3 separate regions of the Mus musculus genome follow, and all the other regions are linked to region 1. The links are chromatin loops, found by intact Hi-C in ENCODE. Cell type or tissue: heart. All regions are shown on one strand. Each heading gives the region's core, and the rest is flanking DNA. Links, peaks and the distances in the headings are about the cores only.

What was found. A loop is a pair of places that touch in the nucleus more often than their neighbours do. Peaks named below come from ENCODE experiments on the same cell type or tissue, not always from the same donor. Only the 100,000 strongest peaks of a DNase experiment are listed, where the experiment ranks them.
Region 2: a loop joins it to region 1, with 9 times the contacts of the local background. A loop is called at or near these places in 40 of 42 quality-filtered maps.
Region 3: a loop joins it to region 1, with 3 times the contacts of the local background. A loop is called at or near these places in 25 of 42 quality-filtered maps.

The regions. Positions count from the first base shown.
Region 1 is chr3:121,301,878-121,312,334 of GRCm38, reverse strand. The region is part of intron 2 of Alg14 (asparagine-linked glycosylation 14); the gene reads right to left. Among named protein-coding and RNA genes, the nearest start is that of Alg14, 15 kb to the right of the region's middle. In heart, for the core only: a CTCF peak has its summit at 5,459 (motif pointing left); a DNase peak (open chromatin) is centred at 4,574.
Region 2 is chr3:121,494,618-121,505,074 of GRCm38, reverse strand. It overlaps Slc44a3 (solute carrier family 44, member 3), which reads left to right. Exons shown (of 15, transcript NM_145394.3): 10 at 7,191-7,356. Among named protein-coding and RNA genes, the nearest start is that of Gm38684, 32 kb to the left of the region's middle. In heart, for the core only: no CTCF peak of the experiment used is centred there; a DNase peak (open chromatin) is centred at 4,654; H3K27ac peaks cover 545 bases.
Region 3 is chr3:121,168,503-121,178,959 of GRCm38, reverse strand. It overlaps Rwdd3 (RWD domain containing 3), which reads left to right and starts at 7,265. Exons shown (of 5, transcript NM_028456.3): 1 at 7,265-7,368. The coding sequence starts at 7,284. In heart, for the core only: a CTCF peak has its summit at 7,229 (motif pointing left); a DNase peak (open chromatin) is centred at 7,239; H3K4me3 peaks cover 1,206 bases; H3K27ac peaks cover 1,010 bases.

The DNA.
Region 1 (10,457 bases), core at 2,393-7,392:
CTGCCATCAGGCGAGCACTGACCAGGCACCTGGAGGATCCACGAACACCCTTTGCACCTATGTGTCAGGCTCACTTCCCTGCCGACCTATGCGGTCCCCAGTTCATCCTGCCTAAAACCGGAAGTGAATAATCACACGGCCTTGCTACTTAGAGAAATGAGAATCATGCAATCCCTTGTGTGGCTGTGTTATCAGGCTTCCGATGCATTTCCCAGGCCTAATAGCTATGGAAAGAGCATCCAAGGAAGAGTTCAAAGGAAGGAGACAGGGACTCCCAGTGAGCTACATATTGATTCATGGCAACAGAAAGATATCGTAAGTCTGGGTATGGTGCTATAGAATATTTGGCAATAAGTACATATTTTCTTACTCAGATAGTTTGCCCATTTCATCTTATTCTACTCTGAGTCGAGGCATCTGACTTTTTACTGGGTAGAGGTATTTTTACTTTTATGTAGACCTGGGTATAGTTAATTGTCTTAGTCAGGGTTTCTATTTCTGCACAAACATCATGACCAAGAAGCAAGTTGGGGAGGAAAGGGTTTATTCAGCTTACACTTCCACATTGCTGTTCATCACCAAAGGAAGTCAGGACTGGAACTCAAGCAGGTCAGGGAGCAGGAGCTGATGCAGAGGCCATGGAGGGATGTTCTTTACTGGCTTGCCTCCCCTGGCTTGCTCAGCCTGCTCTCTTATAGAACCCAAGACTACCAGCCCAGAGATGGCACCACCCACAAGGGGTCTTTCCCCCTTGATCACTAATTGAGAAAATGCCTTACAGTTGGATCTCAAGGAGGCATTTCCTCAACTGAAGCTCCTTTCTCTGTGATAACTCCAGCTGTGTCAAGTTGACACAAAACTAGCCGGTACAGTTAATGTTACGTTTTTACAAAAAGACCAGGAATATGTTTTGTAGAGTGTGGTATGCTGAGGTGAGAGAGGTGCCTCAGTGGGCTCTCTGAGGCATCCCTTCCCCCTGTGGTACCAGCAATATGATGGGTATGGTGTAGAACAGAGTTTATTTAAGGCATGGGAAGGGGAGTTGAGAAGGGAAGAGAGAGAGAGAGAGAGAGAGAGAGAGAGAAGGAAGAAGAGGAGGAAGAAAAGGAGGAGGAGGAGGAGGAAGAGGAGGAGGAGAGACCAGCTAGGAACATGTGGGAAAAGGGGGGGGGAGGGGGAAGGGGAGAGAGGAAGAAAGGGGTCAGGGAAAGAAAAGAGGCAGAGAGTAAGGAGGAGCCAAACAGCCTCTTTTATAGCAAGCCAGGCCTACCTGGCTGTTGCTAGGTAACTGTTGGGTGGCATGTAGAAGGAATGTTAACAGTTAATGTTCATAAGAATGACATACATACATTAGTTATAAGAATATAAGAATTATAAGAATAGAGCACAGCCGGGCAGTGGTGGTGCACGCCTTTAATCCCAGCACTTTGAAGACAGAAGCAAGTGGATCTTTATGAGTTCGAGGCCAGCCTGGTCTATGAGCAAGTTCTAGAACAGCCAAGGCTACATAAAGAAACCCTGTCTCGGAAACAAAAACAAAAAAAAACCAAAAAAACAAAACAAAACAAAACAAAACAAAAAAAAAACGCACCCCAAACAAAACAAAAACAAAAACACAAGAAAACAAACAAACAAATGAGCGAAGGACAGAAATGCACTGAGCAACCGGGGTGACGTGAGTTTTACACCTGAATTGAAACCCCACGACTGCATTCAGATGGCTTACAACTGTCTTTTTTAGAACTGCTTGGGTTTGTTAGTAGTAGACACCAAACGCATTCAAGTCAAAGTCTCAAGAAGACAGGAAGTCTCGGTCATCTATGAAGGCAGCACCCCACCTTGTGGAAAGTTGTATGTGGAAGATCACCAAGTCTGTTTTAGAGGAGCCATTTCATGGATCTTGCAACCATTAGACTTCCAGAGTTACATCCAAACCAAACAATTTAAAGAACAAGAAACAAGAATACAGTACCCAAACTTCTGTGTTTCCAAACACACGCGTGCGGGTGCGCACACACACTTCTAACTATGTTATAGTTTGCGTTCTTTTAGTAAATAAATACTCCATGTGAATAAGTGGTTACTTCCGTTGGCGCGCCTCTGCTCTGTTTGGATCTGTACTGACCCCCTTCCTGTTTGGTTTTTCTGGAAGCTTTTGGTATCTTCTCTTTGTCATGCCTTTTGAGACCTTAGATGACTTTACCTTGTTGTGGCTACAGTTGGACTGGACCTCTTCCAGCCCTTTTGACTTTGAAGGCCATGTCCTTCTGGGTCTGGGGACTTTCCCTAGGCCGTCTGTTTGTTTGGACCTTTTCTCCTCTGCCTTGCCTTTTCTGGGACATCCTTAGAGACACAGTCTGACTGTCTAATGTGCTTACTCTTGGTTTTTCAATGTTTCTTATAGCTTATCGCAGAATCTTCAGTGTGACTGTCCAGTGCTTTGTAGATTTCGTTTTCATTCTTGCAATAAAAAATTTAATAACAATAAAAAAAAACCCTACTCAGAATGTTTTTGAATTCTTAAAAAATTAGATCTTATTCCTGGGGACATGATAACCTCTCATTTCTTTGAAAATAACTGTTTTCTTTTAAGCTTCCCCAACCCCTCCCCTTTTCTCAAAATTCCTTTTGCTGATTGCTGGTTTGGGTTTTTCTTATGCTAGTATCTGACAGTCAGTAGTTATCAGCTCAAACCACTGGTTTTCAAGCAAGAGAGGGGGAACCCTCTTCCTTAGACCACAGAACAATAACTGGAGACGTGCAGGGCTGTTCGCGGCTGGTGGGTGTGCATGGGGTGGAAGGTATTCATTGCATTTGGTGGAAAAGGCCAGGGTTGCTGGTAAGCATCCCATAATACACAGCACATTCTCCCCTAGATACGAAGTTATGAGGCCCCTAAGTCAACAGCCAGGACAGTAGAACGCCTAGCTCATGTTAATGAATGATGTGGGAGCATATGAAGGCAATAAAATGTAAAAAGCAAACGGGACCCACGTGTTAGACCTCGTAGTTTTGTTCTGTGGGCAAACTACTTTCTTCAAAATTAATCTTTAATTAATTCCTTGCCTGGAAGATATAAATGGGATATTCTGGGAAATGATGCAGAGAATAGACCTAAATGGTAAGCATTAGGGGCCAGGGAAGGCATTCGTTCTGCTGAAGCCCCTGTTTCCTAGGTACCATCTCACCCTGTCCTCAGTTGTCATGGTAACACGATGGCTAACACCTTCATAGCTCAGGGTTGTGGCTCTGGTCTTCTACCTGAAAGTGGAGGGTCTGAGAGCACAGTTGGTCTCTATGAAGGCTTCGCCCCTGCTGTGTGGCAATGCAGGCGTCAGAGAAGTTGATGGTGACTTTTACTGACACTGCTCAGTGGTGCTCTTATAAACCTGTAGGGGTGGGGGGCTGTGGGGGATGTGGTGGTGGTGGTGTTGATATGTGTTTGTGTGTGTGTGTGTGTGTGTGTGTGTGTGTGTGTGTATGGTGGGGGTGGTGTCTGTGTGTAGATCAGAGGACAACGTGGAGTGTCTTCCTCAAATGTCTCTCACTGAACCTGAAGCTCACCAATTTGACTAGGCCGGCCAGCCAGCCAGCGAGCTCCAAGAAGCAGCCCATCTCTGCACACCCTGCACAGATTACAGGCACGTGCGGCACTGTCCAGTTTGCTATGTGGATGCCGAGGACCCAAACTCAGGTCCTCCCGCTACAGCGCAGCCAGTTACTGACAGAGCCATCCCTCAAGCCCATTGCCAGTCGACTCCAGCTTCCCACTCTGATGCCTTCCTTTCCAGATGCACCGAGCAGGGGAGGCACCTGCTTGCTTTATATTGTGCACAAAACTCAGCAAAAATTCGGAAAACAAAACTGCTCAATTAGCAGCTACTTTATAGTTTTCGAGAAATAGTATAGGGATAGAGAGATGGTTCAGAGTGCTGTGCACCTGTGTAACAAACTGGTTGTGATTTCTGTACCCCAATGGCATTGGGGGGTGGGGTAGATAGAGACAGGATTGCTGGCTACTAGTCTGGTACACTCACACACTTGCACACAACACCCCTCCACCCCCCGTATGCATATCCACCAAACACACGCAAGAAACATTTTATTGTGGGAAGGCACAGATTCGCGCTACTTCCTTGCTTAGACAAAGAAGCACGTCTGAAGTAAACTGAAATAAATATAACAGAACTGCAGCAAGGGGTTTGAGTGGAAAAAGTCCTTTTTCTGTCATGCTGGGGACCAAATGCGAGCAGTTGTGCATCCTACAGACGCATCCTAACCCTGAACTACGTATGTTCCCAGCCCTGTGGAGAACATCTGGAATACAAACTTCCTGCAGGTGGAAGGTTGACTCTTGAGTTATGTAATGTGTTCTAACTCAAGAAAAGGCAATCTAAAAAAGAAGAAATGACAATAATATCTAACAGAGATGTATGATTTTGACCTCCAAAAAAAGGGAGTAGAAGACTCTCCTGTCTAACCCTGACCAGATCAGTCTGTAGCACTGATAGTTTCTGGCCATTTCTGGTCAACAGCTCAATGGCCTGTAGTATGCTGCCACCTGGTGGCAGGATGGAGGAATGGCAGCAAACACAGCCATCTTGTCTGCAGAGGGAGAGTACAATAGAAATTCTTCATCAACCCACTGGAGGGACCTCCCAAGAACATTCTTCAAGTCTTTAAGGGAGGAAAGTGTGTTGAATGGAAGAGAACAAGGGATTGAAGTGGTCAAGGGCGGCCAGGGGAGTAAGAAGGAGAGAGCAAGCAAATGTGTAGGGCTTAGGAAAGCTTTGCCTGAGTGCAAGAAGCACCCGCAGAACACCAACTCTTCCAGCCACGGTGGAGGCGGCTGGACAAGTCTGGGTGATACAAGACACTTAGAGGCACGTAGACAGACTTCCCAGAGCGTGATGGCAAAGCAACAGTACTCTTCACACACACACACACACACACATGTTCGTTTCCCTCCCGTCCCCCGACTTTTAAGACTTACGTATTTTGTTTTCTGTGTATCAACGTTTTACCTGTATCTGTGAATGTGAGCCATGTTCATGACTGGTGTCAATCTCATGGGGATCATAAGAGGGGACGAGGTCCCATCCTCTGGAACTGGGAGTTATAGATGGTTGTTAAGACACCATGTGGTTACTGGAAACTAGCTGGGTCTTCTGCAGGAGCAGCGAGTACTCTTAGCCACGGAGCCGTCAGCTGACCAGGCCAACGATAGTATTCTTATAATTGCCTACATTAAGCTCCTAAGTCACCCCTTTTCTCCTCGAATTCCTATCAGATCTTCCTGGAAAGTCTGCTAACTCTACTTTTGTCAAAGTGATAAAGGTACCGGAGAGAAGCCTCGGTGGGTAAGAGTGCTCGTCGTTGCTCTTGCAGAGAACTTGGGTTCAATGGCCAGCCCCTACATGATAGTTCGCAGACATTGGTAACTTCAGTTCCAGTGGATCCAGTGACCTCTTCTGACCACCAGGGGCACCAGGCATGCACATGGTACATACACAGATATGCAGGTTGTAATTTTCAGATACATTAAATCTGCTAGGCAGATGGTGGTGCACGGCTTTGATTCCAGCACTCGGGAGACAGAGGCAGGTGGTTCTGTGAGTTTGAGCCCAGCATGGCCTACAGAGTGAGTTCCAGGACAGCCAAGGCTACAAAGAACAACAACAACAACAACAATAACAACAACAACAACAACAACAAATCTAAAAAACAGTCCAACTGTTTGCCCTCCTTATACCCTGACTAGTGCAAGCCAGCTGGGAGGCTGCAGGAGTCCCCAGATTCTTGGCGTTGTTTGCGCTTTGCAGTACAAGGAGAAGCTGTAACTCGGGCGTCAGACCCTACCACACAACTAAGCACGTTCATCCAGTGACCCCCAAGACCCTCAGTGAGACAGGAACTGCATTCGATGTCATATGTTGCTCTGCCTGCCTTCCATCAGCCTCTGTCCTTCCACTCTGAATTCTGCCACTGGACCATAACATAGCATTGCTCCCCTCCGTGGCTTTGTGATGTATGTGCCTTGTGCTGAAACAGCCTTCTTCTCAGTGTCCTCTTCCCCAGGCCCAGTGAGCAGCTGCATTCATTCCACTGCTCCTGCCCATGTAACCTTCACAGCGCTGTTCATCTTCTGATGAACTTACAGTTACATTGTGTCTTGTATGACTATCTTCTCGCTGCAGCTGAGTGGGGTTCATGATAGAAGGAGTGGTCTTGGGTTGATTCTGTTAACAGACCATTCCTGTCAAGTGGGGCAAATACTTATAGCTGAATAAAGTGTTCTAAAAGACAAGAGTTTTGCCACTCACACTCAGGAGGCAGAGGCAGGTGGATCTCTGTAAGTTCAGGTCAGCCTGGTCTACATAGGGAATTCTAGGACAGCCATAGTTACATAAGAGACCCTGTTAAAAACAAAAAAGCCGGGCGTGGTGGCACACGCCTTTAATTCCAGCACTCAGGAGGCAGAGGAAGGCAGATTTCTGAGTTCAAGGCCAGCCTGGTCTACAAAGTGAGTTCCAGGACAGCCAGGGCTATACAGAGAAACCCTGTCTTGAAAAACCAAAACCAAAACCAAAACCAAAAAAAAAAACCCCATAAACAACAAAACAACAAAAAACAAACAAACAAAAACAAAAAATCAAAATGATTTTGATTGTTTTAATGTTAAATGTGGGTGTGTGTAAAAATACCAGTTTTAAACATCAAGAATATGCCTGTACCTTTATTTGTATCATATTTAATATGTCATGGTAAGATCTCAATGCTGTGCCCATGCTATTTCCTTGTATTAAAAGTCCCTTCCTAGAAATTAAAAAAAAAAATCATCACATCCTACTAATTGCTTATACTGAGCAAAATTAGAAAATCTGGAAGAAATGGACAATTTTCTAGACAGATACCAGGTGCCAAAGTTAAAACAGGTTCCGATAAACCATCTAAACAGTCCCATAACCTCCTAAAGAAATAGAAGCAATCATTAAGTTTCCCAACCAAAAAAATCCCAGGACCAGAGGGGTTTAGTGCAGAATTCTATCAGAATTCAAAGAAGACCTAATACCAATACTCTTCAAATTATTCCACAAAATAGAAACAGAAGGAACACTACCCAATTTGTACTATAAGCCACAATTATGCTTATACCTAAATCACACAAAGACCAAACAAAGAAAGAGAACTTCAGACCAATTTCCCTTATGAACATTCATGCAAAAATACTCAATAAGATTCTTGCCAACCGAATCTAAGAACACATCAAAACGATCATTCACCATGATCAAGTAGGCTTCATCCCAGAGATGCAGGGATGGTTCAATATATGGAAATCCATCAACGTAATCTACAATATAAACAAACTCAAAGAAAACACTACATGATCATTTCATTAGATGCTGGAAAAGCATCTGACAAAATTCAGCATCCCTTCATGTTAAAAGTCTTGGAAAGATCAGGAATTCAAGGCCCATACCTAAACCTAGTAAAAGTAATATACAGCAAACCTGTAGCCAACATCAAACTCAATGGAGAGAAACCTGAAGCAATCTCACTACAATCAGGACTAGACAAGGCTGCCCACTCTCTCCCTATCTACTCAATATAGTACTTGAAGTTCTAGCTAGAGCAATTAGACAACAAAAGGAGGTCAAAGGGATACAAATTGGAAAGGAAGAAGTCAAAATATCACTATTTACAGATGATATGACTGTATACTTAAGTGCTTCAAAAATTCCACCAGAGAACTCCTTAAGCTGATAAACAATTTCAGCAAAGTGGCTAGATATAAAATTAACTCAAACAAATCAGTAGCCTTCCTCTACTCAAAGGATAAACAGGCTGAGAAAGAAATTTGGGAAATAACACCCTTTACAATGACTATTGTAATATATAAAATACCTAGGTATGACTCTAACCAAGCATGTGAAAGATCTGTATGACAAGAACTTCAAGACTCTGAAGAAAGAAATTGAAGAAGATCTCAGAAGATGGAAAGATCTCCCATGGTCATGGATTGGCAAGATTAATATAGTAAAAGTGGTCATCTTGCCAAAAGCAATCTACAGATTCAATGCAATCCCCATCAAAATTCCATCTCAATTCTTTAGAGTTAGAAAGAGCAATTTGCAAATTTATTTATTTTATTCTGGGAAAACCCAGAATAGCCAAAACTATTCTCAACAATAAAGGAACTTCTGGGGGAATCACCATGCCTGACCTCAAGCTGTACTACAGAGCAATAGTGATAAAACCTGTATGATATTGGTATAGAGACAGGCAGGAACATCAATGGAATAGAGTTGGAGACACAGAAATGAACCCACACACCTAGGGTCACTGGATATTTGACAAAGGAGCTAAAACCATCCAGTGGAAAAAAGACAGCATTTTAAACAAATGGTGTTGGTTCAACTGGCAGTCAGCATGTAGAAAAATGCGTATCGACCCACTCTTACCTCCTTGTACAAAGCTCAAGTCCCAGTGGATCAAGGACCTCCACATAAAACCAGATACAATGAAACTAATAGAAGAGAAAGTAGGAAAGAGCCTCGAGCATATGGGCATAGGGAAAAATTCCTGAACAGAACACCAATGGCTTGTGTTGTAAGATCAAGAATCCACAAATGGGACCTCATAAAATTGCAAAGCTTCTGTAAGGCAAAGGACACTGTCAATAAGACAAAAAGGCAACCAGCAGATTGGGAAAAGATCTTTACCAACCCTACATCCGATAGAGGGCTAATATCTAATATATACAAAGAACTCAAGAAGTTAGACTCCAGAGAAACAAATAACCCTATTAAAAAATGGGACACAGAACTAAACAAAGAATTTTCAACTGAGGAATATCGGATGGCCGAGGAATATCAGATGGCAGAGAAACACCTAAAGAAATGTTCAACATCCTTAGTCATCAGGGAAATGCAAATTGAAACAACCCCGGAGATTCCATCTCACACCAGTCAGACTGGCTAAGATCAAAAACTCAGCTGACAGCAGATGCTGGTGAGGATGTGGAGAAAGAGGAACACTCCTTCATTGCTGGTGGGATTGCAAGCTGGTATAACCACTCTGGAAATCAGTCTGATAGTTCCTCAGAAAACTGGACATGGTATTACCTGTAGACCCACCTATATCACTCCTGGGCATGTACCCAAAATATTCTCCAACATATAACTAGGACACATGCTCCACTATGTTCATAGCAGCCTTATTTATAATAGCCAGAAGCTGGAAAGAACCTAGATGTCTTTCAACAGAGGAATGGATACAGAAAATGTGGTACATTTACACAATGGAGTATTACTCAGCTATTAAAAACAATGGCTTCATGAAATTCTTAGGCAAATGGATGGAACTAGAAAGTATCATCCTGAGTGAGGTAACCCAATCACAAAAGAACACACACAGTATGCATTCACTGATAAGTGGATATTAGCCCAAAAATTCGGAATACCCAAGGTACAATTCACAGACCACATGAAGCTCAAGAAGGAAGAGCAAAGTGTGGGTGCTTCAGTTCTTCTTAGAAGGGGGAAAAATACTCACAGGAGCAAATGTGGAGACAAAGTGTAGAGCAGAGACTGAAGGAAAAGCCATCCAGAGACTGCCCCACCTGAGGATCTATCCCATATACAGTCACCAAACCCCAAACACTATTGTGAATGCCAAGAAATGCTTGCTGAAAGGAGCCTGATATAGCTGTCTCCTGAGAGGCCCTGCCAGAGCCTTACAAATACAGAGGCGGATGCTTGCAACCCACCATTGGACTGAGTGCTGGGTCCCCAATGGAGGAGTTAGAGAAAGGCTGAAGGAGCTGAAGGGGTTTGCAATCCCAAAGGAAGAACAACAATATCAACCAACCAGACACCTCAGAGCTCCCAGGGACTAAGCCATCAAGCAAGCAGTACACATGGTGGGACTCATGGCTCCAGCTGCATATGCAGCAGAGGATGGCCTTGTCAGGCATCAATGGAAAGAGAGGACCTTGGTTCTATGAAGGTTTGATAGATGCCCCAGTGTAGGGGAATTGAGGTTGGGGAGGCGGGAGTGGGTGGGTGGAGGAACACCCTCATAGAAGCAGGGGGAGGGAGGATGGGATAGGGGAGTTGCCACAGGAGAGGGGGTGGGGGGAGGCCGGGAAAGGGGATAACATTTGAGATGTAAATAAAGAAGATATCCAAAACAAAAATTATATATAGTCCTTTCCCAGCACATAATACTTTGCCTGGTTATTTCCTCTTAGTTAATGCCAGCATGTGTGATGCAGCTACAGAGGTCATCCATCACCCAGTATGTGCCTAACATTTTTAAAAAACCTACACTACTTGTGCTTCTTCACTATTTTGCTGTTTCTATATAGAATTACTTATTTAATATAAGGTTTTCTTTCTTCTCTCTCAGTATTCATACCTACCATTTATTTCATTTTGGACGGAAGGTTAAAAACA
Region 2 (10,457 bases), core at 2,158-7,157, 190 kb before region 1:
GTGTGTGTTATTTGTTTCCCTCCTCTGCTATGCTTGGTGAACTTGAGAACATAGTATCAGAGAAATGTATCAGCGATCTAGAAGATAACAGATGATTTTACTGAGCCTCCTGGTGGGTGGCCGACCTTGTTGCAGGAACAGGGTGTGAGAGAGAAGTCAGAGAGACAGCAGTAGCCCTTGCCTTTCAGAAGTGCAGGTCATTTCACCTCTGCAGAGAAAAGCTGTCCCCCATGCATTGCTCCATGCCTTGCTCCAGTGTGAGCCGACCTAGAATCCACTCCCTTTCCCAACTCTTACCCCAGCTCTCCGCCACAAACGGTCTCCGAAGCTAAGGATTTTTTTTTTTTGTTTTGAGATAGGGTTTCTCTGTGTCTTAGAACTTGCTCTGTAAACTGTCCAGCCTCAAACTCACAGAGATCCACCTGCCTCAGCCTCCCAAGTGTCAGAATCTAAAGGTATGCACCACCACTGCCCAACCAGAAGCTAGGCATTCTTAGAATTTGTTTCTAGTAGTCTATTTCTTGGATGGTTGTCTACAAATCCCTTGGGCACGTATACATAAGTATTTCTTGTACATTTTTTTTCATATTCTCCCTTCTTCCAACAGATACTCATTGTCTGACTATCATGTGCTCAGCTCCAGAGATGTATTTTGTGTGCCTACTGTGTACTTTGGGTACTTGAAATATTTTGATAAGTCAGTCAATAGTCTTTTCCACCAAGAGGGGCAAATGTATCATATGTCCCAAGGTGCTCATTTCTATGAAAAAAAAAAATGTTGTTGTCTTAGTTAAGATGTCTATTGCTCTGATAACGCACCATGACCAAAAGCAACTTGTAGTGGGAAGGATTTATTTGGGCTCAAGCTTCCAGGCTACAGTCCATTATTAAAGGAAATGAGGACAGGAAGTCAAACACGACGAGAACCGAGAGGCAGAAGCTGATGCAGAGGCTGTGGGGGAGTGATGCTTACTGGATTGCTCTCCATGACTTACTCTGCCTGCTTTCCTATAGCACCCAGGGCCACCGGGTCAGGGGTGTACCTCCCGTGGTGAGGCAGACTCTCACATATCAACCACCAATCAAGAAAATGCACATTTTTCTCTCTTGAGATTCCCCCTCTAAGTCGAGCTCATGTGAAGCTGACATAAAACTAGCCCTCAAAGTTGTTATCCACCAGTATAGAACCCGGAAGGGAGGGACATCTTTTTTCTTTCTTTGTCCCTTGGCTCGGTATGCCATATCCGGTACTTGACTGCTGGACACTGGAGACAATGGAACTTTCCTCTTATTTTTCCCTAATTGTCCTGTAACCAGGGCAGAGGCAGAAGCCAAGCTGAGGGTCAGAAGGCTCGAATCAGTAGGACCCGTGGGCCAGGTTTCTGGAAAAGCTCCAAGAAAATATACAGAATGTGCTAGAAAATGGAGTCTTTTGAAATTGTGTCTGCTCCCTTTTGGATATTGTCCTACCCAGCTGGCCTGTCTTCCTTAAGAATCTGCCATCTACAGTGATCAGTGTACCACTATAGACTCTAGAAAAGCTTTAAAACGTGCCTACAACATCAAGGCTATATAGCTTGATACATTTTAATCAGAGAATTAAGAGTGATCTTAGAACTTTATCTCAAAGATCTTTAATCGAATATGGGGGAATTGGAACAATGTCTCCTCTCCTTCCAGAGGACCCAGGTTCAATTCCTAGCACCCAGATGGTGACTCACAAGCATCTGAAATTCCAGTTCAAGAGATTTTTTTTTAAATACCTTCTATGTCCTCCATGGACACCAGGCATACATATGGCACACAGACATAAATGCAGACAAAGCCCTCATGCACATAAAATCAAAATTAAAAAATAGAATATGTCATTTAAAGAATGTCTATCCATCTCTACATTTATCTACTCGTTCAACAATTGCTGTAAGTTAAAAATCCTATTAAAACACACGGACATAGTGAGTTAGTGATGGTGCCTACCCTTGGTCCTAGCACTTGGAGGCAAGTTAAGAAGATCTCTGAGGGTGGGGCCAGTCTAATCTACAAAGAGTTCCAGAACATCCAGGGCTCTGCAGAGAAACCCTGTCTTGTAAAATACAAAACACACGGACAATGCAGGTTTCCTTATTTGGAAGACAAAGAAAAACTTATATTAAGTAAGGTAGGTAAGTGACCGGAATAGTTGGTAAGATGTAAGGAGAAAATAAAGCAGAGGACAGGGGCGTCAAATGCCTGAGGAGGCTGGAACTCAGTTTTTAATTTGGCCCTTGGGTTGGGTTAGGGTTAGGGGTGGGTTAGGGTTGTATTAGGGTTAGGATTATGGTTGGGTTAGGGTTAGGGCTAAACAAATATACTTGAACAAAGACTTGAAAGCGTTGTACAGGGCCACAAAGCTGGCTTAGGGAAGGAAGAATGTCCCAAGTATCGGACCATAAAGAAGACAGGGTTCTGGGGACAGGAAGGAGGCAGATTTAGCTAGAGTGGTGTCATTAATAGAGAGGTGAATTCATGAAGGCAGTCAGAGAAGAAATGGGGTAAATCCTGGGGCTGTGAAATGGGAAATCTGGAGAACCCAGACCGGACCCGATGCTCATTTTAACAGCAGTAATGCTTAGTAGAGAGGAATGGTGTTGCATGGCTACTGGGTCTGTGCAGTGCAGTGTGACATACTGGGTTCTGAGGCTACTTTAGAGAGTGTCGTATCTGATGATGTAATAGATGGGAGAGGGAGGTAAAGGAGTTGGCGGTGGCTTTGGGTTGGTTCACGTGGTCTCTCACTTTAGCAGCAGGAAGATGTGAAGGTCATGAACTGAGATGGAGCAGAAAGCTGAGTGCATTTCATGAGTAGAAATTAGTTTGGGGAGTTATTTTTAATAACTATATGGATATTTCCAATAAGCAATTATCTATGAGCCTGAAGTTCAGAAGGAACACATAAACAGTATCTGGGAGTAGATAAAGAAAGGATTGTGCTTTGAGATAGTTCACTGTTGTGTTAGGATGTCCAGGGCTAGCTGTAGTCCGGTAGCTGTGCTTTGGAGGTGTCATATCACCCTGGCTTTTGGTGATTGTGTTCTTTTGAGGTCCTTTAACCATCTGGATGGGTTTGGTCTCTGGATATTCTTGTCATAGTAGTTATTGGGAGGGGGATGAACCTCAATGGTCCTGGTGTGGCAGGTCTCTGATGGCTATCCTTGGGCTGTATAGTTTCTGATGTGCAGGTCTGTATGGCTCAGGAGCCTCCGGTCCAATGGAAGTCGCCCTGGGTTAGCAAGCTGCTCAGGGCAGTTTGGCCTGGCCCACAGTGCTCAGAGAACAGGGAAGATGGGAGGGGGAATGCTTAACTGTATGGTTCAGGAGTCTCGGGTCTGATAAAGGTAGGAGGAGGGGGTGGTAGAAGAATGGAGGTTCTCCCTGGGCTAGTGGGCTGTTCAGTGCAGCCTGGCCTGGCTTGGCTCAGAGTGCTCAGAGAGTAGGGAAGTGGGAAGGGAAAGAGAAGTTCACCTGTATGGTTCAGGAGTCTGACAAAGGTGGAGGAGAGGTAGAGGGACATTTCAATGTTAACGCCCTGGAAGACCAGGGTGTAGCTCAGTGGTAGAGCACTTGCTTAGATTTGCTCTTGAAAAAATAAATAAATGGGCTCTGGAGATGAGAAGGGACAGCAAGATGGGTTGAAAGTGAAGGCCAGAGCTAGATGACAAAGGTGGTTTCTGGGAAAGAGTAGCTGGGCATCTGAGTGGTTCAGTGTCTAAGGCAGGGATGAAGATCTCAGCATTGACTTACGACAGCAACTTGGAGGTCAGATTGTTGTAGAGACGTGAGCATAAATTGACAGAGGGTGGGAGGGAAGGAATTGGAGGATCTAATATTGACCATGAATCAATCTGGAGGGATTTAACTATGAAAGAGGCAGAAGAGAGGAAAGAGTCCAGAGGAGATTTTTTTTTTAATGGAGACAGTTAGTAATGGCTCAGGAAAGGGAGTATTTTGGTGGGGGTGGAGGATCTAGTGGCAGGGTTGGCCACAGGCTCAAGGGCAGCTTATCATTTTAAGGACTGGGGTTAAATTCCGGACATATCGATAAGTATGCCTGGGGAGTTGGCATAAGGAAAGGTCTTCTGATTGCCTCATTTTTCCTTGAGTAACAGGAATTGAGGTTGTTGGCTCTGAGGTTGGAGGAGAGATTAGATAGCCGTTGTCTAGAAGATAAGATGAACAAACAAACACGGTCATCTGTAAGTCCCTCGGACTCTCAGAGGAGTTATCAAGGGTTCTTTTGCCTCTTCTATTTTTGCTCCTAATAGCTAATGTCCACCCAAATGTCCAAGTACTGGACTCAGTGAGTGTTGACTGTCAACACTGGATCATTTTACCCATGATTCATTTGCAGCTAACCCTGCATCTCACTCGCTGTTCTTAGCCCCTTATCCACTAATTACACTTGCTAGCATATAACCTTAGAGTAGCGATGTGATGGAGTCACAGAGAGCGAGAAGTCGCTATTACTACCCTCAATCGAAGAGTGGAAAAAACAAACAAACAAACAAAAAACCCTAGATTTCTAGAAGGTTCCATGGTTTGTTTGTGGTTGGTCAGCCGCCCTCGAGGATCTTGCCTGCACCAACACAGCCCGTCCAGGAGAGGGCAGCCCTGCATGCATAAGCACGCCTGCCCCGCCCTCAGGCTCTGGAACACTGACTATGAAGGTCCTTCTGTTCCCATTCAAGCTGCAGTCCTTGATCCTTTGAGAGATCTGCTTCGAGCAGTGTTTCCTCCCAGGTAGCATTTGGCATCATATGAAAGTATTTTGAATTATCAGAAATGGGGAGTAGAGGCAAAGCAAACTCCTAAACACCCACAAAGGCATTAAACCATCACTACATCCTATGCAGAAATGTCTGCTCCAAAATGCCAATGAGTGCCTTGAGAAGCTAAACAATCCTGTCTTGGTGAACATCTATAAACCGCTCAGTAAAACTGATAGAGAGGCACAAATAATAGACAGCCTCAGGAGACGGAAAGATGGCTCCTGGAGCGCAAGCAAGTGCTGTGCAAACTTAACAACCTGTGCTTGGATCCCCAGAACCCACATAAAAGCTGGACGTGGTAGTGCACGTGTCTGCAATCCCAGCATGCCATAGGAAAAGGGAGGAGGAGACGGGCGAAGCTCCGGAAGCTTATGTTCCAACTACCCTGGCTATTGCAGCCATAAAGAGACTATCGCAAACAAGGTGGTAAGTCGAGGACCAGTACATGAAGGTTGACTTCCGACTGCCACATGCAAGGGACGGCACATGTGCCCACACCCACGCACATAAGCACACCCGATTGCCGGCACGCAGGGGATATGTAGGGGAGATTTGATACTTCAACCCACAGAAATTAGTCAAAAATAGCCTCTGGGTTTGGCTTTTTTAAAAGATGTCAAGTCTTTGAGGGTCAAGTGCATCTTGATTTATCACTTCAAGTGCTCCACTTGCTGACCGTTATCACCAGTGTGACAAACTAGGAAATGTGTAACAATGGCCATGCAGGGCAGCCAAGAGGAAAGATTGTCCCCTCTTAGCATCCATACTAGCTTTCTGTCTGTCTGAGAAAAATGATGCCCCACCCCACTCTATGTAAATATTCTGTACCTCCAAAGCATAATTTGCTGTTGGCACTCGTCATCTTACAGAAGAGGAACTGCAAGCTTCTCAGGCCCTGTGCACTTCAGATGGTTCAGAGTATGGGTCTCAAAGCCTGCTGGCTGGCCTGATGTATCTAAGGGGCATGGTCACCACGAGGGTCATTTGCTTGTTGCTGGGAACACTTTTCTAAAACATAGCAGCTTTAGAAAAACATAGGCAGATTTCTGAGCTCACCTGAAATGCGTCTCCTTCCCAGCCAGATGAGCTGGACAGTCAGTAGACCACTGTTGGCTTGTCTCTGTAAAGCAAGCTACCCCACTACTTCCCACAGTGGCCATCTTGCTTGACAGAACTTAGAGAGGAAGGAATGGAGACAAGCCAGCGGAATCTGTTTTGCTGAACATTTATTATCTTCAGCCTTTCCCTCGCTGTGTGAACTCTAGGGCGAGCGTCTAAAGGCAAATGAACGGATGAACTGAAAGTCCACGTGTAGATGCGACAAGAGATACAAAAACATGTTTAAATCATGGGCAGGTTGTAGGTTTCACCAAAGACCAAAGCACCCATTTCTTCCTTATAATAAATAGTTTACTTGAAAAGCTCATGGGAGAACATTTGAAATCAAGCCCAGGCACAGAGCTGGGAGCTGGTTTACCAGTGTCTGCAGGATTGGTAGATATTTGTAATATCTACCGATATTTAAGGATGCTTTAGGTCAGAGGAGAAAGGAAAGCACACCAATAGTGAGCATTATTAAAACACCCTTGCTGACCTTAATGCAATACTGTGCTCCTGGAATACAGGATAGTGATCATATAAGAACGACAGTGATAATGATAACTGTTATCACCCAGGGAAGGCTACTTCTGTGGGCCAGGCTTTATCTCAGAAACTATTCAGATTATATCACTTTATGCTCAAACTACCAAGAAGGAGTTAGTACGCAGGCAAGACTAAGATTCTAAGAAGCTAGATAATGCGTCCTAGGCTTCTACAAGAAGGTTAACATTGAGATCTGAACCAAGGAAAGTAGGCATTTCACATGTGCCAAGAGGGTTTGCTCTTGAAACAAACTATAAGTGGAACCTGTTTGAGTAAAGGAAGACTCTAGAGTCTCTTTTATTGAGTCTACGGATTTGTTTTGTTTTGTTTTGTTTTGGTGAAGAGTTCTATAATACAGTCTTAATATTTTGTGTGTTTTTGTCAATGTAACATATTTGGCCTCCATCACACAAGACTATGTAACAGAAAATGCACAGGGCAAGGTATTTTTCTATTACTCATGAAACATCACTAATGTTGGACTCTTCGGCACCCATTTTCATGCCTTCAAAGGAGAATGAGTTTTAGGGTGTATGTCAACTGTCTTCCAAATTCCCTATAGTCACTGTCAATAGCGTTGGCACTATTTAAATTCTTAGTGTTTGGTGTATGACCTTAAGCTCTGACAGCTGCATTTTTGCATACTGCCAAAGACCAAGCGTGAAGAAACATGGTTCACTGAACCGTCTTCCAGGATACGGGAACTATCGGTGTAAAGCATGTTTGTATTATAAACTTTAGGTACTGCCCAGGTGATGGAAGGTGGCCAAGTGGAATATAAGCCTCTTTCCGGCATTCGGTATATGTGGTGGTACCATTTAATTGGCCTCATCTGGACTAGCGAATTCATCCTTGCATGCCAGCGGATGACTGTAGCAGGAGCAATGGTTGCTTGTTATTTCAACAGGTGAGTCCACTCTTTTATCCCTGAGGTTTGTCTGGGTGCTTTGGCTTGTATATGCATCTCTGAAGATATTTGCCAGTTTTTTACTCAATGCCTTAAAAGAGAGTAACAATAATTAGGAAAGGGGAAAAAAAAAGCCTGCATGGTGGCACACGCCTTTAATCCCAGCACTTTGGAGGCAGAGGCAGGTGGATTTCTGAGTTCCAGGACAGCCTGGTCTACAAAGTGAGTTCCAGGACAGCCAGGGCTACACAGAGAAACCCTGCTTCAAAAAAAAAAAAAAAAAGAAAAGAAAAAAGGACTAAGTTAAAATTTGGCCTATATGCTCACTTATTGGTCAGCGGAAATAGTCTCCCTTAAACCCCAAAATTCTCTAGGCTCTTTTGCTTAAACTATAATGTAGTTTCGTGTAATGTAGAAAGAAATTAGACAGCAAAGTAATTATATTCTCTAGAATTTAAAAATACCTAAAAGAAAAGCTTGTATTCTCCTGTAACTATCCATTCTTAAATACTATGGATCTATTTTATTTATTTTATTTTTATTTTTTAATTTTTTTTGGCTTTTTTTTGAGACAGGGTTCTCTGTGTAGCCCTGTCTATTCTGGAACTCACTCTGTAGACCAGGCTGGCCTTGAACTCAGAAATCTGCCTGCCTCTGCCTCCCAAGTACTGGGATTAAAGGCATGCGCCACCACTGCCCGGCCTATGGATCTATTTTAAATACACTCCAGTAACTATATCAATGGTTTTATCTTTGTAAAAATCAGAAGGATATTTACTTGGAAAAATAATGTTACACCCTAAAGGAACTGTGAACTATAATTCATGTCCTTAGAGTTAAGTGCCAGGGAATTAATTACTTACTTCAGTGTCTATGGCACATTGCCTCATGAAAATAATTGAGGACTATTGTTCCTCTACTCCCGCCCCACCCCCACTCACCTGTACCTGGGCCGTGTGCATCTCTTGAGTATAACTCTCCTCGGATTAGAGCCAGAAGAGCAGGCCCAAGACAATGACAGGGTTGCACTGGAAGAAGCAGTTTGCTCCTGGCAATGCTGACCCTCCTCTGGTCTCTCAGACCAAATGAGTAGATAAACATGAGCTTTCTGGAGTCCAAAAGCCAAGCAGCCAAGATTCATGCCACTAAGCAGTTGCCTCTGGATGATAAAGAGCACTGTGTGGGCTTTTAATACAGTGGTACCCTTTGGGAACCACATCATTAGGAACTCTGGAGGACTCACAGAGGGGCTGCTGCCCTTGGTTGGCACTGAGAGCCTCCCAGAAGCAGGAGATGGGAGTTGCTTCGTTTCCTATAAAGAAGAAAGATCTTCTCCCTCAGGTAACACATCTGTCTGAGAGAGAGAGAGAGTTATCTTAGCATAACCAGACCAAAGTGTTTCCAGCAAGGACTTGGATGTGGAGGCCCGGTGGTTCCGGGACATTGATCTCATCCCTACCTTCTCTCCACACTCTGTCATTAAAGAATTGTACAGGTCACGAGAAATGGACAAGCAATGACAGGCAATGAGAACTATCAGGCTTTGGATGCTAATTTAAAAAATAAAATAAAATTCAGCTGAATGATGAAAACTGAAGACATGACTAAGCACACTAGGAAAAGCTAGAAGGTCTGCTTGTGAGTGTTGGCTGTGTGCAGTTGTGCAAGAGTGGCAGGATTCAAGCATAAAGTGTGCTTTAAATTTGGCCAGATGGCTCAGCGGGTTAAAGTGACTGCCACGAAAAGCCAAGCGACCTGAGTTTGATCCCCAGAACCCATGCTAGAAAGAGAGATCTCACTTCCAGACGTTGTCCTCTGACCTCCACCAGGGCGCCCCAGGCCTCATGTTTCCACATACACAGCATACACACAAGCACTCAACAATAATAGATACAAATTTAGAAAGACAGATTGAAAAATACAGATAAATACAAAGCAAACTGTGCTTCCAGAGATGTTAAATCTTCAACCCCTAGATCCTTCTTCTTCCAGAAAGAGAAGAGGCCTTTGCTCTCCAGGGCTATAACCTAGAAGAGGGTCAGAACTCGGAGTATCTGGCAAAGCTGAGTTGTGGGCAATACTATGCACTGAAGCAGGGAGAGCCACACCTCCCCACAGCCCACAGCTCAGTTCCAGGGTGATGGCAGCCAAGTTGGTCTCTAAAGGGGGGAAAGGTCCAAGAAGCTTTCTAACCCAAGTCAGGTGCCACATGATGAAGCTCCCAGAGAAACAGACCTCCAGATTCCTATGTCAGCAGTGGTACTCTGGTAGACAACAAGCAAGCTCTCTCCCACAGAGCATCTGACTTAGTTAGGGTTTTACTGCTGTGAACAGACACCATGACCAAGACAACTCTTATAAAGTACAACATTTAATTAGGGCTAGCCTACAGGTTCAGAGGTTCAGTCCATTATCACCAAGGTGGGAGCATGGCAGTATCCAGGCAGATGTGGGACTGGAGGAGCTGAGAGTTCTACATCTTCATCCAAAGGTGGAGAGGAGAAGACTGACTTCCAGGCAGCTAGGACGAGGGTATTAAAGCCCATGCCCACAGTGACACACTTTCTCCACCAAGACCACACCTCCTAATAGTGTCACTCCCTGGGCCAAGCATATTCAAACCACCACAGCATCCAAGGGTGTTTTGAACTGTTTACTTGTGGTTACTATGCATACAAAGAAAGTGAAAGAGATTAGAAACCAAACAAAAGGAATTTAGGGAAAACAGACACAATGCAAGCTGCAAAGGAAGCTAGCGATGGTGCAGGAGACACACCAATAACATCACCAAAGAAGACTAATGGACTCATAGTCTAAAGTCCCTCCCACAAAAATGAGCATTGTGAGAATGAGAAAGATCCTTTGATAATGAACAATCTCAAAAGTAAGAATCTGCTGTTGGATGCTTCAACTAGGAAGCTGAAGAGCTCTTCCTGAAAGTTGAACAAAAAAAGTTGTTGTTTCGTTGGTTCCTTGGGTGGTTGGGTGGGTGGACCAGTGAATGGGTTTTGGTGTTTGTTTGTTTGTTTGTTTGTTTGTTTGTTTGTTTGTTTTTGAGGCAGGGTCTCTTCTAGCCCAACCACCAAACATGCTGTGTTGCT
Region 3 (10,457 bases), core at 5,329-10,328, 140 kb after region 1:
ACCACATTAAAGTCATTTATATACATATGGAAATAACACAGTGACTGGGAACAACGATTCACATGTGAAATGTGAGAAGTTTGCCTTTTCTTACCAGTCCTGTACATTGCTGCAAGGCTTTGTGTGGAGAAAAACCACTGAATCCTTTGCTCATTGCACATTGTTCTGAATGTGAATCAAGTCAAGACTTGGATAGCAATCTGCTTGTTTAACATTGCTGTGTGTCAGTATGTTGATATGTTCAAGCGATAAGGAAATGGGCTGAAGAAAATCACGGTGGAGGTGGTAAGAAGCATGCACCCTAACCTGTTTGGTTATACGCTCTATGAAAGCACTCAATCAGTTGTCTGCGTGTGCACAAGTGTGTGTTGTGTGGTGTGTGTGTGTGTGTGTGTGTGTGTGTGTGCGTGTGCGCGCGAGCATAAGCCAGAGGTTGATACCAGGTGTCTTCTTTAATCTCTCCCCATCTTAATTTTTAACACAAAGTCTCTCATTAAGTGACTCTACTTGCTGCTTGAGTTAGACTGACTGTGCAATACACTCCAGGAACCCTCTTGTTTCTGCCTGCACAGAGCGGGGGGTTATAGGTGGGTGCTGCCATCCTGCTCATCCTGTCCAGGTCTTTAGATGAGTGACACGAGCACTGTGTTGATTGACTCGACTCCCCCGTTCCCATCATTCATTCATTCATTCATTCATTCATCCATTCCTGGTTTAGCTTACATTTGAAAGCTTTTTGTATGCCAGGCACTGTCTTGAGAGTTGGACATACAGCTAAAGATGCCATAGAAATAACTCCTGCAACTCTCAACATCTCTCTGTTGTGATTGTAGACACACATGGTCTGGCAAATGAGAAGGGTCCTAAACTCAGATTCACAGGGAGTATGGAATTCAGGCCTTAAGAATGAAGGGGATGCTGGGGGGGGGGGTGTAGGGGTTGGCTCAGTGGTTAAGAACACTTGCTGCTCTTGCAGAGAACCAAGGTTCTATTCTTACCACCCACATGAAAGCTCACAACCATCTGTAACTCCAATTCCAGGAAACCTAACGCTGTCTCCTGGGAGATCTGACACCATTTTCTGGCCTTGTCAGATACCAGGCATGGCAGTGGTACACGTACACACCTGTAAGCAAAAATCATCATATACATAAAATGAACACATATGTGTGTGTGTGTGTGTGTGTGTGTGTGTGTGTGTAATTTGTTATTATTATGTATGTACAAATGGAGATTAGAGCACAACCTTTGGACTACACCCAGGTCACTAAGACTGTGCAGAAAATTTGTTCACCAGCTGAGCCATCTTTGGTCAGAATTAAGAAAAATCTGTCTCATCAAGGCAGAAGCAGAGGGAGAGGGAGCAGACGCAATGTTAGATGTTAGTAGGCGATAAGAAAGAATGTATGAAGGGAGGTTTTCTTTCTTTCCTTTTTTATTCTTGACTTCTTCCCACTAAAAGGAGAACAACATAAACAAGTGAAAGCCAACAGCAAAAGACAGAAACATTTCCACTAAAGAACTATTATTTTGATTCAGATTGTGATTTAAAAATAAAAACAAAATAGAACAACAAAACAATTACATCTTTGTTCCACTGCTGGGAAACACACAGTCCCTGGGAGACACATGGTCCCTGGGAAACATGGTCCCTGCGAAACACACGGTCCCTGGGAGACACATGGTCCCTGGGAAACATGGTCCCTCGGAAACACACGGTCCCTGGGAGACACGGTCCCTGGAAAATACATGGCTCCTGAGAAACTCTTGAGAAGCAGGCAGGGAAGCTCCTCTAGTCCTGTGGTTTCCTGCTGCTGATCAAATGTGTTGGCTTTCAAGTCCTTGCTCTCATGCTACACTGCAATCACCAATCACCAAGGAGCTTGTGTCACAGACTATAGCTTCCTAAGAACCCGGTGGCGCCATATTTGGCGAATCAGAAGCCTCTCCACACAAGCTTGTTGAGGAATGCTGGCAGAGGGCTAACACCCAGATCCCAATGTCTTGGAATTGGTGATATGAATCTTGGCAGACACAAAACTTCACATTCAGTCTCTCTTCCCTTCTTTTCCTTTGTCATGGAAAAGCCTGTACCATAATGTTGAAAACAGGTTTTTCTAGGTCCTCTCCAGTGTACCTCCACACGCCTAGCAGGATTTTCTTTTGTTGCTCCATTACAGGACGGCTCATGGCCCAGATAGATTAGAAGCCCAACTCCTAGAGGGCAGGGAAGACCGTATTTTATCTACTCATTGTGGTGATTTGAATATAAATGGCATCCAAAGGCCAATAGGGGGTGGCATTGTTAGGAAGTGTGGCCTTGTGGGAGGAAGTGTGTCACTGGAGGCAGGCTTTGTGATTTCTGATCCTCAAGCCAAGCCCTGTGTCACTTTCTCTTACTGCTTCCTGCCAATCCAGATGTAGAACTCTCAGCTATGTCTCTATCATCATGTCTGCATGCATGCCACCATGCTTCCTACTGTGACAATAGTGGATTAAACCTCTTAAACTGTAAGCCAGCCCCAATGAAATGTTTTTCTTTATAAGAGTTGCCTTGGTCTTGGTGTCCCTTCAGAGCAATAGAAACCCCAACTGAGACAGGTTGTTCACAGGTTGGCTTTTTTTCTTTGTCCTTATTTGGTTGAAAAGGCAAGATGCTCCCTCAATCTCTCTGGTAAGGACATAAATGCCATTTGTGAGGGCTGTATGCTGATGACATGGTCACCTCCCAAATACCATCACATTCAGGTCATGGACCCAGAGAGGACACAGACCTTGAGACTAGAGCATGGGAAGCCACAAGATACAAATAAACAGAGTGATTTCAGATAGTGGTGAATGCTGTGAGAAAATGAAGGCAGAGCAGTAAGCTAGGGATCTGGGTGGTGGGGGACAAGGGAAGGAAAAGTGCTGGGTCCAGAAAATTACGTGACAACTTAATCTCATGACCAGCATTGAACTTGATGTGACAGGGACAGCAGGTTGCTTCCTCGTGGCATTGCCCTTTCTCTATAATAAAGAAATGATAAGAGTAGATGATACTTAATTTATTCTTCAATATCTAGGTGAATCCATGGTCTCTGTGATTAAACATGGTATTGTTCATATTTCCTTTAACTGCGACATTCATGGACTGAGATCCAGCCAACAGCATCGGACTGGATGTACGAGGACATGGCGGTTGGAACATCTCAGGTCATCAAGAACTGCACAAAACTGAGGATCAAGCTAGAACAGGGCCACGGAGCCCAAGTCTGGTCTAGACGCCATCTCCAGACCAGAATATGTGAGAGAGGAACACATGTGTGCTGTGAAGGCTGTGGAAGTTTTAGGATCTGTGCATTTCCCATCAGAGCCATTCCTAAGCCATAAATCCAGTAAGCACCTGAGGTTAGAATCTCTTAACCTCAGAGTTAGCATCCTTCCCCCTCTTCCTGAGCCTCCTGCGCTGTGCTTTCTTCTTTTCCCCTCTGCTTTTCTTACTGCTTGTCCTCTTAAATCAGTCATCTTTCAAAACTAATATGCCCAGAAGAAATGATCTATTGAGCACATTCAGAAATCAACTTTGAATACAGAAAACATAAACCTCACAGGAGAGAGCATTAGCTATGGTCTCTTACTTGTTCATTACACAGCCACCTCTCCTGGCTCCCAAACTATGACTGAGTACAATTTCAGACTGTCACTGCTTATGTCATTGATATGTCACTGTTTATGTCATTTTTAAAATTTCTTCTCTACCTTGTGGGTTTTTTTCCTCACCACTTCCCATTCTCTACTCTTTCCCTTTTCCTTCATAATGTCTTTCACCCTTCTACAGTGTTTCTGCTTGTTTGCCTTTAAGAACCCCAGGCCCCACTTTTGCTACTCTGCTCTGGGGCCTCCCTTTATCTCCCTCCATTTCAACCACTGTCTTTCCAAAACAGTCATATTTGCACATTTATAGCTCCTCCAGATAATAAAAACTGGCTCTCCTAGTCATAGACTGTGAGAAAAATATAAGGACTAAAAGGAATATATTTGCTGCAGCAACCAGAATTAATCATTGGGTATTATTTTAATTAGACAGACCTTAAAACTCTAATGATAAGGATGAGTTGTTTGGATAACATTGATAAGCATTGAACTGTCAGTGGACATTGCCCCGGGGACAGCTTCCCACACAGCAAGCTAGGACTGTTTTGATAGCATTTGTATTTAGGAGCCAAGCACAGGCAGATTGCAATGGATATGCTAGAGCAAAGACAGATAGATTATCTGGACGAGGTGCTGGCATATCTTGACCCAAAACAGAAATCCGGGCCAAATTCTCATGCAATTGAGTTGTTTCTATTTTGACATCATGGTGAAAGATAATTTTGCAACTTTGACTCTGTAACAGAACAGAAAGACTTATGATCAATTAATAGCACCCATTTGTACCCTTTTGGAAGCCTGTGACATTCCTGAACATTACAAAATTATTTTTCCTCCGGGCAAGTTTTGGGCAAAAGCATGGCACCATCCCCACTGTCCAACCATGTCAGGACCTTGAACTTCACTTTGGTTAACCACATGTGGCATTTCTTGTGCCTACAACATGGCGAGACAGTTTTCGACTACAGCAGATTGTATTTCCTTATCTAGATCGAAGGTCGGAGTGTGTTCTTGCTTCATCTCTGTCTCAAGAACTGTCACAGAGTCTGAGAACGTGTAGAGACCTGAGCAAGCACAGGAACGCTTTAGACACACACAGCATGGCTTTTCCCAGTTAGCTCTGTGTAGGAAACTGGCTTTTAGTGTCTTCTTCATTATTTTAAGGGCTGGAGCGCAACCTTGAGCAGCCCAGGCAGGTACTCCACCACTGAGACATTTTTGGGAGTAATTTTTAATGTTCTCAGATCATAATTTTTCTTATTAAGCCCACTCAGCTTTTTCTCAGGATAAGTAACGTTTCACCTTTCCCAATTGGCTTCAAGTTGGGTCCTGTTTGCTCGTGAAAGTGGGTTTTGACAGTCAGTAGAGCTGTTCTGGGAAAATTAAAAGAACTACCTGTCCACACTGACTTCCTGGGTTAGTGGTTTTAACTGGGGGTGAGAGGGTACGAGTCCCCTCCTATTCCAGTCTTGGGTACACTGCGCTTTAGGAGAAATGCATGGAGAGGTAGCACTGTTTTAGCAAATCACACACTGGTGTGCGTATTTGTGGGAGGTGGGGATAGAGGTGGATAATATACTCTCACTGTTCACATCCACTTCACATTTAAATATCTAGAATTTCAGTAGCCGCTGACTAGAAGAAATCTTATTACAAGAAAAATGATTATGGTGCCGTAGCTTCAGAGATCTGCCAGGTACCTGCTATTTCCGTTGTGTGAGAAATGCCAAGCAGACATCACGCTGCCTCTGTGATGATTACTTCTAAATGTCAGAGTGCAAGAAATGTATTCGAGGGATTTCAGTGTCTCCGGGTAGTGTCAATTTAGAAGACAATTCACATGAACTTTTTATTTAAGCATGCTAAATGAAGTATGAAAAGCAGGTTAAGGAATCAACGGAGAAAGGAAAGCAAAGAAGAAACCCACTGACCAGAAAATTTTAAGTATGATAATAGATGGCTGTACTTTTACATCAATTCCCATGGACCCCTTACTGACAGTAGGCTCCGGTGATCGCCTCCTAATCCTGCTGACAATGAAATCACGCTGTTCGTGTTATTTCGTTCATATCACACATTGAATTTGAAAAATTAAAACAGGATGAGGGCTATTCAATTATTGTGTGGACCATTTAACAAATATGACAAATAATCAAATTAATATTTTCCATTACTTTTAGCAGTAACATTGGACTTTAAACTGAAAATTGAATAACAGAGTGGTGCTGTAAATCAAAAAGTGTAATCTTTTCCCCAAATCTCTCTAACAGTTAATTATGAACCCACTGAACTTGCTTGAACTGCTATTTTGGAAATAACTCAAAGGAACTATTTTTTTTTTCTTTCTTCTAATACAAATTGGTTACATTATAGATAATCATGTGTTTAAATAAACCTTTATCTTTCTAATTATTTGCACAGCACGGTTCCTAATTGCCTGGGGTCACTGAAATCTCAGGGCATCCCTGGAAAAGCTTTTCTTGTCTATCTCATCAGATTTCCTTTCTCTTCTTGGAAGCCAATTTCTCTTCCTTTTTTCAAATTGCCCTTTTAGCAATAGAAATGATGATTGGGATAGTAACGTGGCCCAGTTAAAATTATTCTGACTTGTAGAAGTCAGTGAAAGGAGTCACTGAAGACCTACTTAAATTCTTTGATGAACTCACAGAATGTTATTTCTGATACAAACCAGTGGCATGAGACCTCCCCGAGTGAGCCAAAGGACTCTTGGGAGCTGCAGAATTAAAAATTTTTATTTTGGGGGCGGGGGGAGTCAAATGCACCTAGACAGAACTACTTACCACAAATTAATTTTGCTTACTAAAGTCGAGGTTGAAACAGATGCATCACTCATTCTGTTATCCTATTGTTACTGCGAGTGTTTTGAAATTTAGGTCAAGATTCAAAGATGGTGATTTCACCATTAAGCTTCAGGGATCAGAGAGGTAATAGACACATTATGTTATATGCATCGAATATCACCTGAACCGAACCAAACCGAACCAAATCAAATCAACTCAAATCAAATCACTGTAAAGCTAGTTTTTGGCTTTGGACCCCATCTCTAAGGAGTCTCATCTCAGTCTTCCCTCTTCTTCATCTTGGACTGGAAAGAGGCCCTGGAATCTAGACCTTGTGTGTAATCCCGAGGCTAGTGACCAACCAGGTCAGTATCCTGGAGGTCATTATCGTTCTCTTTTCTGAAATATCCTGACCACGAGGGTCACTGACCCTCATGAGGACATGGAATTTGTGTTTTGCTCACTGTGGGATCTCAGGACACAAAGTTCAAAAGCCTGACAAGGGCTCGTTCGCCTTGTTTGGCTTTTCTTGTTTGTTTAGGTTTTTTTTACTCTCTCCATTTCCTCCTAGCCTGGTGAAGCACGGTGGGTTCACAGCCTGGTTGTTCTTGTAGGGGACTTTGGGGCTTTACAGGTCTCTCTCTGATCCAGAAAACCACAGAGGCCAAAACTCAGAAGGTTCTGGGCGGACACATGCCACGCCCATAAACACGCCCATCTCCCCGCCCCCCGCCCGGCGCCATCCGCAGCCGACCTGGCTGTGAGGCCGGGGCGCCCCCCAGTGACCGTAGGGGAGCTTTGCTCCGGGAGGCGGCGGAAGTGGCTTTGGGTTCTGGTCGCACGGATATGGTGGAGGAGGTGCGGCAGGAGCTCTCGGCGCTGGCCGCGATCTTCTGCGGGCCCAACGAGTGGGAGATGTTGAGCTGTTCAGGTGAATACCCTGCCTCTCACCCTGCGGCCACTGCGGGGAGTCGGGGACCCGGTGTCTTGTGGCCCTGGACAGGAGTAGGAGGGGACTGGGGGGTGGGGTTGGCCTGCGCTTGCAGTGCCCTCCCCTGAGCTCGCCCTCTCCGCCCCCCTACCCCGTGCTCTCCCGCAACTAGACGGTGCGCAGTGCCCTCCTCGTGAAACCCAGCTCCTCCAAATAGTCGGCATCCACCATAAGCATTTGTGTATCACGTCCCTGACAACAGGACGCTGTAGTTGGTTGTCAGCCACGTGGAAGGCAGTCAGGAAATGCTTGTTAAGGTTTGAACTCTCCAGAGTTAATTGCCTTTGACTTTATTATTAATTTTTTTTGTTGTTTTACTTAAAAATATTTTTATTTTTACGTTTTCCAGGCTGCTGAAAAATGGCAGCCGATTCCAGACTTCTGCTGGACGCAGCATGGAGACCTTCTCTTCTAACCCAGGCAGGGCACCGACCCTCTGAGAGTTTATAGTCTGTAAAGCTATTACTATTGTTGTTATTATTAATTGTTTTAAAAAGCTAAAATTTCATTCTTGTCTTGGCTTCCGTTAAGGAACCCAGACGCTCCACTCACACACTTTTAAATTTTTTTTTGGCGTATGTATGAGTGTTTTGCATGCCTGTATAGACCTGTATGCTGAGTGTGCCTGGGAGGCCTGAATAGGACGTTCAGGGGCTAGGAGTTACCGAGGGTTTGAGAGCCTTGCCTTAAAGGTGCTGAGAACTGAACCCAGGGAATAGTCAGTGCTCTTAACCACTGAGTGCCCCCAATTTCCCCCTTTTGGGAAAATGTGCTGATGCAAATTATTCTCACCCTCGCTGAGCTGTCAAATATGTCATGTACATTTTGAGGTCAGTGAGAGCCATCCCTCTACTGTTACAATGTAACTACGATTGTAATGGCTTTTCTGACCATAAATTGGCTTAGCTCTAGGAAGACAGTGTGAGATGTGCTAGACCTAAGGAAGCTATATCTATGATTAGGAGGGCTTTGGGTTTCCATAAGATAAGTCAGTGACCCCTTTCTCCTATGCCTTCTTGCATGCACACATCTACAGATCTTTGTGGTGATTTGACGTTTCAGGCCATGTGAACTTTCTAGAAAAATGGAGTTGCTCTCTTCTTAAGTGCCTAGACCTGTCTTGTATATTTTTGAAACTTCCTTAAGACCCCTATGAAAGGATTTATTGTAGGGATTTGCCACCCTCTTGTGATTGGGTAGCATCCTGATCGGTTAGCATCTCCTGTCTCCACAATTCTCTCTATTGGTAATTGCTTCTGCCGGAGGCAGCTATTTAAAGGGATCACTCGTGTCTCCGAGTTCTTGTATCGTGACTTACTTGCCAATATCTGGGAGAAACGAACCTGTGATGTCCTATGACATTTTAAAAAAATGGTGGTGGTTTGCATTATGACCAATCAGATACTGTTGATAGGTCAGAGAAACCCCCCAAAAAGAAGTGCTGAGAGAGAGGGGGAGGGGGTTGTCTTAATACTCTGAACACTGCGGCTCTTTATCTGCTCTTAAATTGAGCATGACTTCAAGTCATGCCTCCTAATTAATTTAATTCAGTGTTCTGGCATCAATAAGTAATTGAATTATAAAGGAATTCAGTGTAACAGCTTCGGACATTTTGTTTTCTAGAAGGTTCACTGAAGAGTAGAACAGTTCAGCGATTGAAGCAGGAATGATTGACACACTCGGGAGCTGTGAGTGAGGCAAACACCAAGTGTAGCAGGCTTCGTGGCTTCTACCCTCGCTGCCAGCGGCAGTTCGGGTTTCAGGGTGTCACTCTGTACCCATCATTTCTTCCCTGGCCTCCACCAGATAAGTCTCTCCTGTCTTAAGTGAGATTAGAAGAATATTGCAGAGGGCCTACATTTCTCTGTAAGACAGGAAGACCTGGGTTGACCCCAACGGCCAGCTCTTGAGGCCCTGAGCCGAAAAGTCTTGAATAGATGGGTTCAGTTTAGTGGGGAGTAATTTCTTTTAAGAGTTTTGAGGGAGTTTGCATCCTGGCCACTCATGTTAGAGTAAGTTCAAAGGAAGAGGCGCTGTGTGTAACAGTCTCTTAGGGCTGGAAATAATGTAAACACCATATTCCCAGCTTGGGAAAGCAGTGGAGTAGCCAAATCAGGGATATTCTGTTCTTCTCCATCCCACGAGTCAGTCCAGGTGCCAGGGTTGGTGTGGTCACCTTGATCTTCACGTGGGTTTTAAGGAGAGGCTTGCTTAGCTTAGTTTGCATTGAGGATCACTGATGGTCACATAGATTACATCACCACCAAGCTCCACAGGGTTGGGTTTGGCACTGGGTCCCACTCCTCTGTAGGAAAGGGGCTGGTGCAGGAAACGTTCTTACAGTAAGACAATCCATGATGCTGAGAAAAAAAAAAAACAAAACAGTGGCAATAGTGTGGGTGGGATCCGGCTTATATTCAGAACAATCGAGTTGGTGGTGGGAGGTCCGCATTCCCCTTCAAGCATACACGTGTGTGGTCCCTTCTGAAGGTGTTATCATCCATTTTCCGGGTAGAGACACGGAGAGTATATGGCTGTGCCCAGTGCCTGTTATAAATGGAGTCGCAGTTTAGAAGCTATCTCACAGGATTAAAAGTTGAAAAAGAGAGGACTCGCATAACAGCTTAACTGCATCACACAATAGGCTGGCGATAGCTTCCCAGTGGGTTTTGTGTTTTATTAACACTGTTGTTCAGATTGGACTCTGTCCCCCTGCAAAACTGTTACAGTGACATATTGACGTTGTTTGCCGATGGTCTTGGCTGAACTCATCTCTCTAAAGTCCACATAGTCTTAGACTTTATTTTGAAAGAGTGCCACCTTTACCTTCCAGTCTTTCTAGTTGTTTTGTTTCCTTCTCTAAGAACGATGAAAGCATGTGAAAATCCAGAGACACCGTGTGTAACAATCTCTTAGGGTTACAGACAATGTAAACACCGTATTTCTTGCATAAAGCAAGTGTGTATGAGAGGAGAGTGTGTGTGTGTGTGTGTGTGGGGCTTCTGAGTGCTTTTCTGTGCAAAGGTTTT